Linked DNA regions of Homo sapiens: region 1 is linked to region 2. Evidence: chromatin loops called from intact Hi-C (ENCODE). Cell type or tissue: mammary epithelial cell. All regions are shown on one strand.

Evidence for each region. Hi-C counts contacts between places; a loop is a spot of excess contacts. Peaks named below come from ENCODE experiments on the same cell type or tissue, not always from the same donor. Only the 100,000 strongest peaks of a DNase experiment are listed, where the experiment ranks them.
Region 1: a loop joins it to region 2, with 5 times the contacts of the local background. A loop is called at or near these places in 6 of 110 quality-filtered maps.

What each region holds. Positions count from the first base shown.
Region 1 is chr12:75,823,095-75,828,094 of GRCh38, forward strand. The region is part of intron 1 of LOC105369844 (a long non-coding RNA gene); the gene reads right to left. Among named protein-coding and RNA genes, the nearest start is that of PHLDA1-AS1, 200 kb to the right of the region's middle. In mammary epithelial cell, no CTCF peak of the experiment used is centred here; a DNase peak (open chromatin) is centred at 2,827; H3K27ac peaks cover 2,765 bases.
Region 2 is chr12:75,951,775-75,956,774 of GRCh38, forward strand. No RefSeq gene overlaps it. Among named protein-coding and RNA genes, the nearest start is that of PHLDA1-AS1, 76 kb to the right of the region's middle. In mammary epithelial cell, a CTCF peak has its summit at 1,994; a DNase peak (open chromatin) is centred at 2,417; H3K27ac peaks cover 2,947 bases.

The DNA.
Region 1 (5,000 bases), 130 kb before region 2:
GAGGTTAAGTAATTCCCTCTTCTTCCCTCTCCCCAAAATACTACCATATCTCTGTCTTCAAAGTCTGCCCAATGCCATAACACTGGTTTTCCTCATCAAGATATGACCTCCAGTTTTAATCTTTCCAATATTAACCTTTCTATTATCTGGCCACGTAATGCTGGAAAGGTCATTAAACTTCTTGAGGCCCCGGTTTCTTCATTTTTGCCAGAAAAAGATAGAACTCCATGATCTCCAAGATCTCCTCTGAAACTTGGGGTATCCAGCTCAGGCTTTGTCTCCACAATGTGATATTAGAAACACAGGGACACCTCAGGCTTGGGATGGGAAGGAACATTAACTACTAAAGAACCGTGGATAATTAAAAATCATCCACAAGCAATATGGAGTTCCTCATGTTCAACGATTAAGTGAATGAAGTTTGCATGTCCAGCAAAAACCCTACCCTGCTCTGCAATAAAATGTCCACCCAAGGGAGAAAGGAAAATCACATGATTTATAAATTGCCAGAAAAGGCATTCCTCTCATATTTCTTTAAAGTGTCCTGGTGTTATAATTAAGGAACTCAGTGGGGTGCCTCTGTTCACTATTAACCAAATGAATTCTGATGTGCTTGGATCAGGAAATGTGTGGTTTCACCACATTTCTGATTTTTAGTGTCCCTACTCTTCCCTCTTGATATTTCAAATCAACTGTGGCTTCCCTCAGCTTAGCTTTGATTATCCAATTTGAGCCTACTTGGTGAGCTCTTTATGAATAACCAACCAACTGCTCTGAATATGATTTTCCTTACCTAGAAAATAACCCTTCATATGCATATCTCTCCTTGTGTCCCTGAAAACCGAAAAGGATAAAAAGGGCATGCAATTCTGCATAAAGGGCTTGAGATTGAGCCAAGAAAATCAACTGATTGTAGGGCTTACAATAAGCCATGGCAACAATGAAATATTTTGAAATTTTCTTCTCTAAATTCTAAATAATTCGCCCAGGATGATCTAACTATATTGAAAAGAGCACTGAGTTTAGAATCAAATAGACCTGAGGGCAAATCTCAGCTCTGCAATTTACTAATATTTGACCCTGACCCTGAATGATCTATGGAATCACACCAAACCTCAAATTATTCATATGATAAGTGTCATCATTAATAGCCATTTCACCAAATTGTTGTGAAAATGCAATTAGTTTACTTGTGTTAAATCTTAGCATGATTCTGGTATAATCTTCCTTGTAAAAGTAACAGCCACCCTATATTAGATACCCAATATATGCCAGGCTCTGGGCTAAGAACTTCACATACATTAACTTCAGAGGTCACATCTAAACAACCCTGCAAGGAGAACCCTGTGTTATTAACTGTCTCTGAGAAGAGGAGATTGAGGTACAAAGAAGCAAAGCAACTGGTCCAAAGTCCCCCTGCCAGGCAAACAACCTTGGGATGGCTACTGCATCTTGTTATTTTTACAGGCATCAGCATAGATGTGAATCAGAAATGTGTGCTTTGAAATCTTCACTCTTCTGAAAAAATAATGAACCCAATTCAGAGAAAAAGTTCTCACCAATGAAGAAATAAAATTTTTGTAATGATATATACTTCAGGGAAGGAAGAAGGAAAACTCCACTTCATACACTTCCAGCTAAGTGGTACTTTGGCAGATAGTTTGACAGGGAGACAGTTAAAGGGATAAAAAGAGGCTCAACCATGGACTGTTGCCATGGGCATTCGGCTGGTACCCTGTGGTTACCCACATTTGCCTGGATCCATGCTTCTGCACTGGCCCAATCATGGGGCAGGTGGACTGCCTTTGCTTTTATGGGAAGCTTAGGAACTGTAGTTCCTAAGAGACATGTAGTTCCTCATGAGACAATCTTTGAAGACAACTTGGTGATCAGGAAGGAAAAATACTTTACTCATTGATATTTGAAATAGCCATAGTGCTTTCATGAGCTGAAAGCGATCTCAAGTAGGCAAGTTCACAGGTTTCTAGAGTTATCAGGCTTTCCACAGCTTTCAGAACATTAGATTCAACACTAAAACAATCTCACATAAAAATTTCTTTTGAAAACTTGAGGTCAATGAACTCCACTATGCCTCATATTCATGTCACCTTCAGTCACTGTCCTAAAGATAAGCCCCTGCAGTCATCTATTCTGTCCTTAACCACTAACACTAAACTAATATTTGGATCAGGGAGAAGCAAATGCCCACATCCCTTATTCACTCCTCAATCTTTCTGCTGTCTCCTCTAGAACTCCATTTCCTGATTATCAAAGTTTAGTGCATTTTCAACTTCCAGAAAGAAATCTTCCACCACTTCTTTGCTGAACCCAAACCTGGACCTCCCTCTGGGTGATCTTCTCTTCTACAGCCCTGTCTAGGTGCAGCTTTGGGTCTCTCAAGCCTCATTTGACATGGGGCTTGGAAGTGAAACAGTATTCTCATAGTTCTCTGTGCACTCTCAAATTCTTCTTCCCTTAATGAACAACCCCTGCACTCTGCAAGCTTATGCCTTCTAGTACACAATCCTAAATGCCTTTCTCTCACTACCATCAACCAACTCTCTCACATTCATCCCCAAATATTAAGAAGCCCCTGAGTCACACTGTCCTTTCCACCCCTAGTCTTACCATCATCCTGGGTGAATTCTGAGTCCGTGCACATACCCCATAAAATGCCTTGCCCCACAGTTCCTGGGCCTCCTCATTCCAATAACCTTCAATTCTACTCAAATTTTATTACCCACATGCATAACCACACCCTGAAGCTTGTCATCCCACAGAATTGCTTTACTAACGAAAATTTAATCTCTAATAAACCACAGCCTGACCACACAACCTACTTAAATTTCCTATTCTCTGTTAATTCCTTTAAACTTGTTTTTCAACTTCATTAAAAAAAAATGCTCTGACTCACTGCCCCGTGCTCCCATTTTCCCCAGTATGTGCCTTCCTGTCTTCACTTTCCTTCCCATCACGGCTTAAACCATCTCTTTAATCATTCACTTATGAATGATTTGAATTTTCTTGCTCCCTTTTGCTTCCTCCAAATGAGTCCACTACAATCCTGAATTTTTATCATTCCCACATCGGTCTTTCCCCCGATTCTACACTCAGGCAATGCAGGGAGAGAATTGTACAACATGCTTCTACAAATCCATGATCTGTATCCCTAGATATTACCACAATGATTTTCCTATATATCAATTGTTCCTTAACACCATCATTTCCTACGAAGGTTGCTTCAAATCTTTACTATATTCGAGTTACCCATCCCCTTATTCACAATAGATATCCTTACCTCAGTCTTCACCAAGAAAACAGAGCAATCAGGTAAAAATTCCCTTAACTTCCCATCCCTCTCCTCCCTCTACTCATACAACCGTGTCTTCATCAGCATCTTTTCTTACCTCCTTCCTACCCATCCCAGAGACAGCATCCTTTCTCTTATCTAAAACCAATACTCCAGCCCTAATCCCTTTGCCCCTTTTCTACTACTGGCCACCTGGGTTGTTGATGGAGCAGCTGGGAATGGGATGTGGGTACTCTGGCTTTAAGGTTTGGCACATTCTTATGAGCACATTTCAGCAGCACCAAAATTTCAAGAGAACTCACACTCGGGTATAAAGAAATGCAGAAATACCTTTGGTTATTGATCAGAAGAGTTCACAGAATAATGTTTGGTTCCCAGAGTGTTTGCTGTTCCAACATCAGGATGTGACCTGTATTAGTCTGTTCTCTCATTGCTGATAAAGACATACCCAAGACTGGGTAATTTATAAAGAAAAAGAGGTATAATGATCTCACCATTCCACGTGGCTGGGGAGGCCTCACAATCATGGTGGAAGGTGAAAGGCATGTCTTACATGGCAGCAGGCAAGAGAGAATGAGAACTAAGAGAAAGGGGAAACCCCGTATAAAGCCATCAGATCTCGAGAGATTTATTCACTACCATGAGAACAGTATGGGGGAAACCACCCCCATGATTCAATTATCTCCCACTGGGTCCCTCCCACAACTCATGGGAATTATGGGAGCTACAATTCAAGTTGAGATTTGTCTGGGGACACAGCCAAAACATATCATGACCCGTGATCCAGGATGTGATCACAGATGTGACATCTTACGGTCAAATTACCCATTTCCAAGTGCTTCTGAGATTGGAATGTATAGTTGGTCTCATAGAGAGAGACATAATTGCAAAGGGCCACTTTGGACATTACATAAACACTAGGAACTCACTATTTCTGGTGCCCCTTTCATTTATCCATCCCACTATCTGAATGGGGTGTGTGCTCATCGAGTTTGAATCAGTCCCATTGGCAGGTGACTCTAAGCCACTACTGCTGCAGTTGGCCTTCCCCATGTCAAATCATAAAGACTTTAGATCAGATGTCCTTCACTGACCCACAATCAGGACCAGGATATTTAGGTTTGTTTTCTTTGGTGCACATGGGCCTAAGACAGAGTCACTTTCAGCAGCTTCAGTTACTTGGGGCTCCTTTTCTCAAAAAACACTAAGGATGTGGAAGGATGCAGAGTGATGATAAATATAGATAATTATAAAAGCTGCAGAATGGAGAGTTGCTTTGTATATAAATATTCACACTTTTAAAGCCCATTTTTTAAGTTACCATATGCTTTGTTTACTGCTACTGTCATTTTTACTCCTTTATGCCAGCTAGACTGATACCACACATTTTCTGTAAACACACACAATTTGATATATCATGATTTCTGTGGTTGTGATAGTTTTGCAATTACCCAACTGATCCTGGCTCTGGATGATTTTCTTTAAGCACTAAACACCACCTTAAAGGAGAAAAAAAGCATAGAAATAGAGTTGGCTTTTCTAAATCCTCACCACTTAATTTTAGTTGTTCTCACAAATAAAAGTACAAAAAGTCTGACAGCTTTTCCCATATTATAACATGACAAACATGGACTTTTTAATGGGGTCTTTTTTTTCTTGTAAATTTATTAATTTCCCTATAGATGCTGGA
Region 2 (5,000 bases):
ATGAAAAATCTTACTCAGCAAACAATAAAAGATAAAATTCCACTAGTTAAAGAGCAATTTTAAAATAGTTACAAACATGAGTCAAATAATGAACACATGTTAACACATATTCAATTCACTGGTGGGGAGCCAGAAGCATGATCAAGCTGGTTTAAAGGCCATTTGGGGACCTGGGTACTCAGAAAAATTAGTGAAATTTGTAAAAGAGAATGTATGAATAAGATTACTAGTTAAGTCAAAAGAGGTTAATGTCCTACAGGGCAATGAAACCATAATCTTTAGAGTTATCTTTTATACCGGACATAAACCTAAATGAACATGTGACCTCACAGAGTCTAGGCCTTGTCAGTAGTAAATAATGAGTAATCCTTGGTGGCCTTTTAAACATTTTCCCATTGTGACATTGATAAGACATGCTGTTCCTCTTCTTTTTTTTTTTTTTTTTTTCTGAGACAAAGTCTCACTCTTTTTGCCAAGGCTGGAGTGCAATGGTGCGATCTCGGCTCACTGCAACTTCTGCCTCCCAGGTTCAAGCGATTCTCCTGCCTCAGCCTCCCGAGTAGCTGGGATTACAGACATCTGCCACAGTGCCCGGCTAATTTTTGTATTTTTAGTAGAGATAGGGTTTTACCATGTTGGCCAGGCTGGTCTCGAACTCCTGACCTCAGGCAATCTGCCCACCTCGGCCTCCCAAAGTGCTGGGATTACAGGCATGAGTCACCACGTCCGGCCCCCTCTTTTTTCTTTATTTCCAAGTTTGCAATTTTTTAAAAAAACCTCTGAAGCTGTGCTTAAATAAAAATTAGATTCTAGTACTACACATCAGAAGAGCTATTATTGAAAAGCCATTCCTAAATTTTGGGTTGTTCTCACCCCTGATTTGAAACAACGATTCCCCATCTCACAAGCCACCAAGTTTGCCTCCCTTTTGTCTCTCCCTATTCTAGTAAAGCCCTGAAAGTTTACTGCGAAAGCCATCTGGTTCTGTCCTCTGCACACGAGCACAGATTACACAAATTGCTTTCCCACTTTTAGAAGAAATATCACAATCTGCCACACTAACGTCAAACAAATTCCACCTGAGAGAAAAATGCTTCTTTTAAGCAAACATGAGTCTTCACTCTCTTGTCCTGGCCATGCACTAATGACCAATCAGCTACCTTTCTTAGTAATCACCTTCATTTTATTGGAAAGCCAATACTACTCTCCAAGCAAAATAATCACTGTACCTTTAACTTCCTCCTAGGTTTAGTTTTCCAATTCTAAATTCTCTTTGGGGACCCTTTTAAATTTGTCTTAATCTGATAGATGAAAATGCTCTCCTAAAACTCCTAGGACAAGCACTCCCACAAATACTGAAATAGATTACATTTCCTTTGCCTGTTTATACCTCCTGTCAGAGTAAAACATGCAAAACTCAGAAAAGAATGTAAATGAAAAACAATAGCAAAAAAATAAATAAATAAAAAGCAAGTAATTGCTTTGGGCTGGGAATTTGCTGTTTGTTGAATGTGCTGGATTTTTTGGTGGGTGGTAGTGCCCCTGATCTGCTACAGGAGTCCATGGCACCAAGCTGGGAAGCACCGGCCTCTGCCTACAGCACACGCACTCCAGACTTCCTCATAAATGAGGCCCATGAAGACCAAAATGAAGGGAAAAGCCTAGCATGTAAATATCTCATTAGCCTGGGCCTGGGCTGGTTGCCCAGCACTGATTGGGTTCCCAGTGACTTCTTTTAGGATTGGGGCCAGGACTTATTTTTATGTTCGATCTTGAAGCAATTTATTCAGTTCCCACAAACCTCCTGGTATTGTGAAAACTTCAGAGTCCACAGTGGCAGTCTCTGAGAAGGGTGTTTGAGTAGACTAGCCAGGAGAGAGAAAGACAAAATGCCACAAAGACACATAATGAAGTAGAGAGCCGTACCCCTATTGGTGAGAACAGTCCAAGTTTTGATCTGCCAGTCAATCTCCAGAGCTAAATTCCCACACCAGCTTGAGTAATCAGCTGTCACACCCTCCAAGGGAAAACCTCCCATGTAGGAGGTCATGAGGGAAAAGAGGCAATGGACAGGGAAATTTCATGTACCGATCACTAACACATTCCCAACCCTGCACAAGGTGCTTTAGCTAAATTATTCTTCAAATTAACCCCATGAAGAAGGACAAGAAATAAGAACCTATAGCCACCGTGTCATCAACCCCCATGCTCACCTTTAATTCAATGAACAAACTCAGGCCATGTATAAAACTTGGGAAGCCAACTTCAGTGCCAGAATTAATTATGTAACTTGAATAAAACCAGATTTAATGATTCCTTTTCACTTGACTCCCATCACAGGCTCATTAGTAAGGACAGAAATTTACCCCAAAGTGAATCACACGTAAGAAGGGCTACTCAGCATTCTTGGAGGATGAATGGTAAATGTCCTCCCAGTTGCCTAGAGACGCTGAATATACAGACAGCTATGGCTCATGGAGGGATTTTTTTTTTTTTTCTCCCTCTGACCTCTAGCCAGACTTGGGCTGAATATCAAAGGCCAAGTTCTTGGTCACATTCATATCTCCCTGGGCCTCTAGAAAAAGGTTGAGTGGGTTAGCTGAGGTGCAATAGTCAGCACTTTTCAGCAGGCAGGAACCATCCGTGCTGAAGGAAAGATAGCACACAGGGTGCCCAAAGTCATAGGTTTCTTGAAAGTCACAGGATTTTTGAAGAAGACAGGAACTATGTTTTTTAACATATGCTACTAAAACTCCAACCTGTGATCCTAAGAAGCTGAGGATATGGAAAAAATCTGATGGTACTAAAGCTTTCCATTCCCAAAGGAAGCAATGACCTTTGACATTTATTCATTCAGTTATTTCTCCAACAGGTAGTTATTGAGAGGTTACTATAGACTAGAGACCATTCTAGGACATGGGCAGCAGTGAACAAGACAACAGTGACAAAAAGATTCTTTCGTTTTTCTAGTTAAAGTAATAAGTGCTTGGTGACAAAAACTATAAAATGGAGGTAAACTGGAAAGAGTAACCACCTGAATCCTCCCAACCAGGAAAAAAACAAAAACAAAAACAAAAAAACAACTGTTAACTTCATGGGGTGTACACTCTCCTTTTCAATCTATTTCTTTTTTTTTCCTCTTTTTTCTTTTTTAGAGATAGGATCTTGCTCTGTCACTCAGGCTGGAATACAGCGGCATAATGATAGCTCACTGCAGCCTCAAACTCATGGGCTCAAATGATTCTCCTGCCTCAGCCTCCTAAGTAGTGGGGACTACAGGTTCTCACCACCACACCTGGCTGCTTTTAATTCTTTGTAAAGGCGGGTCTCACTATATTGCCCAGACTGGTCTTAAACTCCCAGCCTCAAATGATCCTCAGGCCCTGGCCTTCCAAAGCACTGGGATTACAAGTGTGAGCCATATTTGCAGTCCAGTTAAAGACTAATTTCCTAATTCCAATAGTAAGACTAGTAAGACTTTTTTCTTTTTAACAAGTGAGTTAGACCCAATAGAAATGAAGAAAACAAAAAGGAAATTCAATGGATCCCCAAGCCCTCCTCACTCACCCCCTGGGCTGCTGGCCAGGAGAGAGCAAGTGCTGCAGCCCCCACAGCTCCCAGTTGACTGCAGGAATGCAGGGGGCAGCATCATGATAGCCTCAAATACCTACAGGCCCTGGTTCATAGCCTTGGGTTCACCTGCCCAGGCAGGGGAGAGAAAATTCCATCAGTGAGTATAACAACACACCGTCCTGCAGGCTTGACCCTTTTATCAGGTTACAGGCAGGGAGGCCAAAGCTTAACTCGGTGTGGTTACAGATCTTACGGAAAACAGCAGGCAAGTGTGGACTACTTGGCATCTATATAAATAACATGCAATTTCTTCCACACTATATATTACTTAAAGCTAATCGCATTATTATTCAAGTTAGCACTTCTGCCTAAATTCAATCTATTGCACTTAGGCACAGTTGCAAAACGTAAGGTCCTAGTTTTTAATTTAAGAGAAGTCTGGTACCCAAAGCTTTGCTTGTAGAGACCAAGCCCTACACAAAAGGAAATTATCTTAAACCATACCAGAGCATCATTTTAAATTCTTCTGTCAGTACACCGAAGTTTATTTTATCAATTGTCTTTTTTTCTTAAATTATCATCCAATTTTTTTTTTTTTAAACTATAACAGTCCTGCAGTGAACATCCTGGTAGCTAAATGTTTGTGAAACAGCTTTATTATGGCCTTAGGATAAATTATTTGAAGTAGAATTGTCAATTCAAATGGCATATACATTTTTACGGCTTTTGAAATCAAATTGCCAGATTGCTCCCTCAGAAAACTTATCCCAGTCTTTATCCCTGCTAGTCTTTTATGGAAGTGTTTATTTCCCTGTAACTTTCTCTACATTGGATATTACCATAAAACAAAATTGTTAATTTGATAGACGAAAAAAATAATTTCATGGTTTTCCTTTGTATTCCTTTATTAGTAATGAAGTGAAAGATATTTTTATATGCTTACTATTTACAGTTGTCCCTCAGTATCCATGGGGTATTGGTTCCAGGACCTCTTGCAGGTACCAAAATCTGCAAATACTCAGGTCTGCAATATAAAATGATACAGTATTTTCATATAACCTATGCACATTTCCCTGTATACTTTTTTTTATTTTTTATTTTTTGAGACGGAGTCTCGCTCTGTCGCCCGGGCTGCAGTGCGGTGGCGCCGTCTCGGCTCCCTGCAACCCTTACCTCCCAGGTTCAAGCGATTCTCCTGCCTCAGCCTCCTGAGTAGCCGGGATTACAGGCACCCACCATCACACCCGGCTAATTTTTATATTTTTAGTAGAAACAGGGTTTTGTCATATTGCCCGGGCTGGTCTTGAACTCCTGGCCTCAGGTGATCTGCCCGCCTTGGCCTCCCAAAGTGCTGGGATTACAGGCATGAGCCACCGCACCTAGTCTCTTCTGTAAAGTTTTTTTTTTTTGATGGAGTCTCCCTCTGT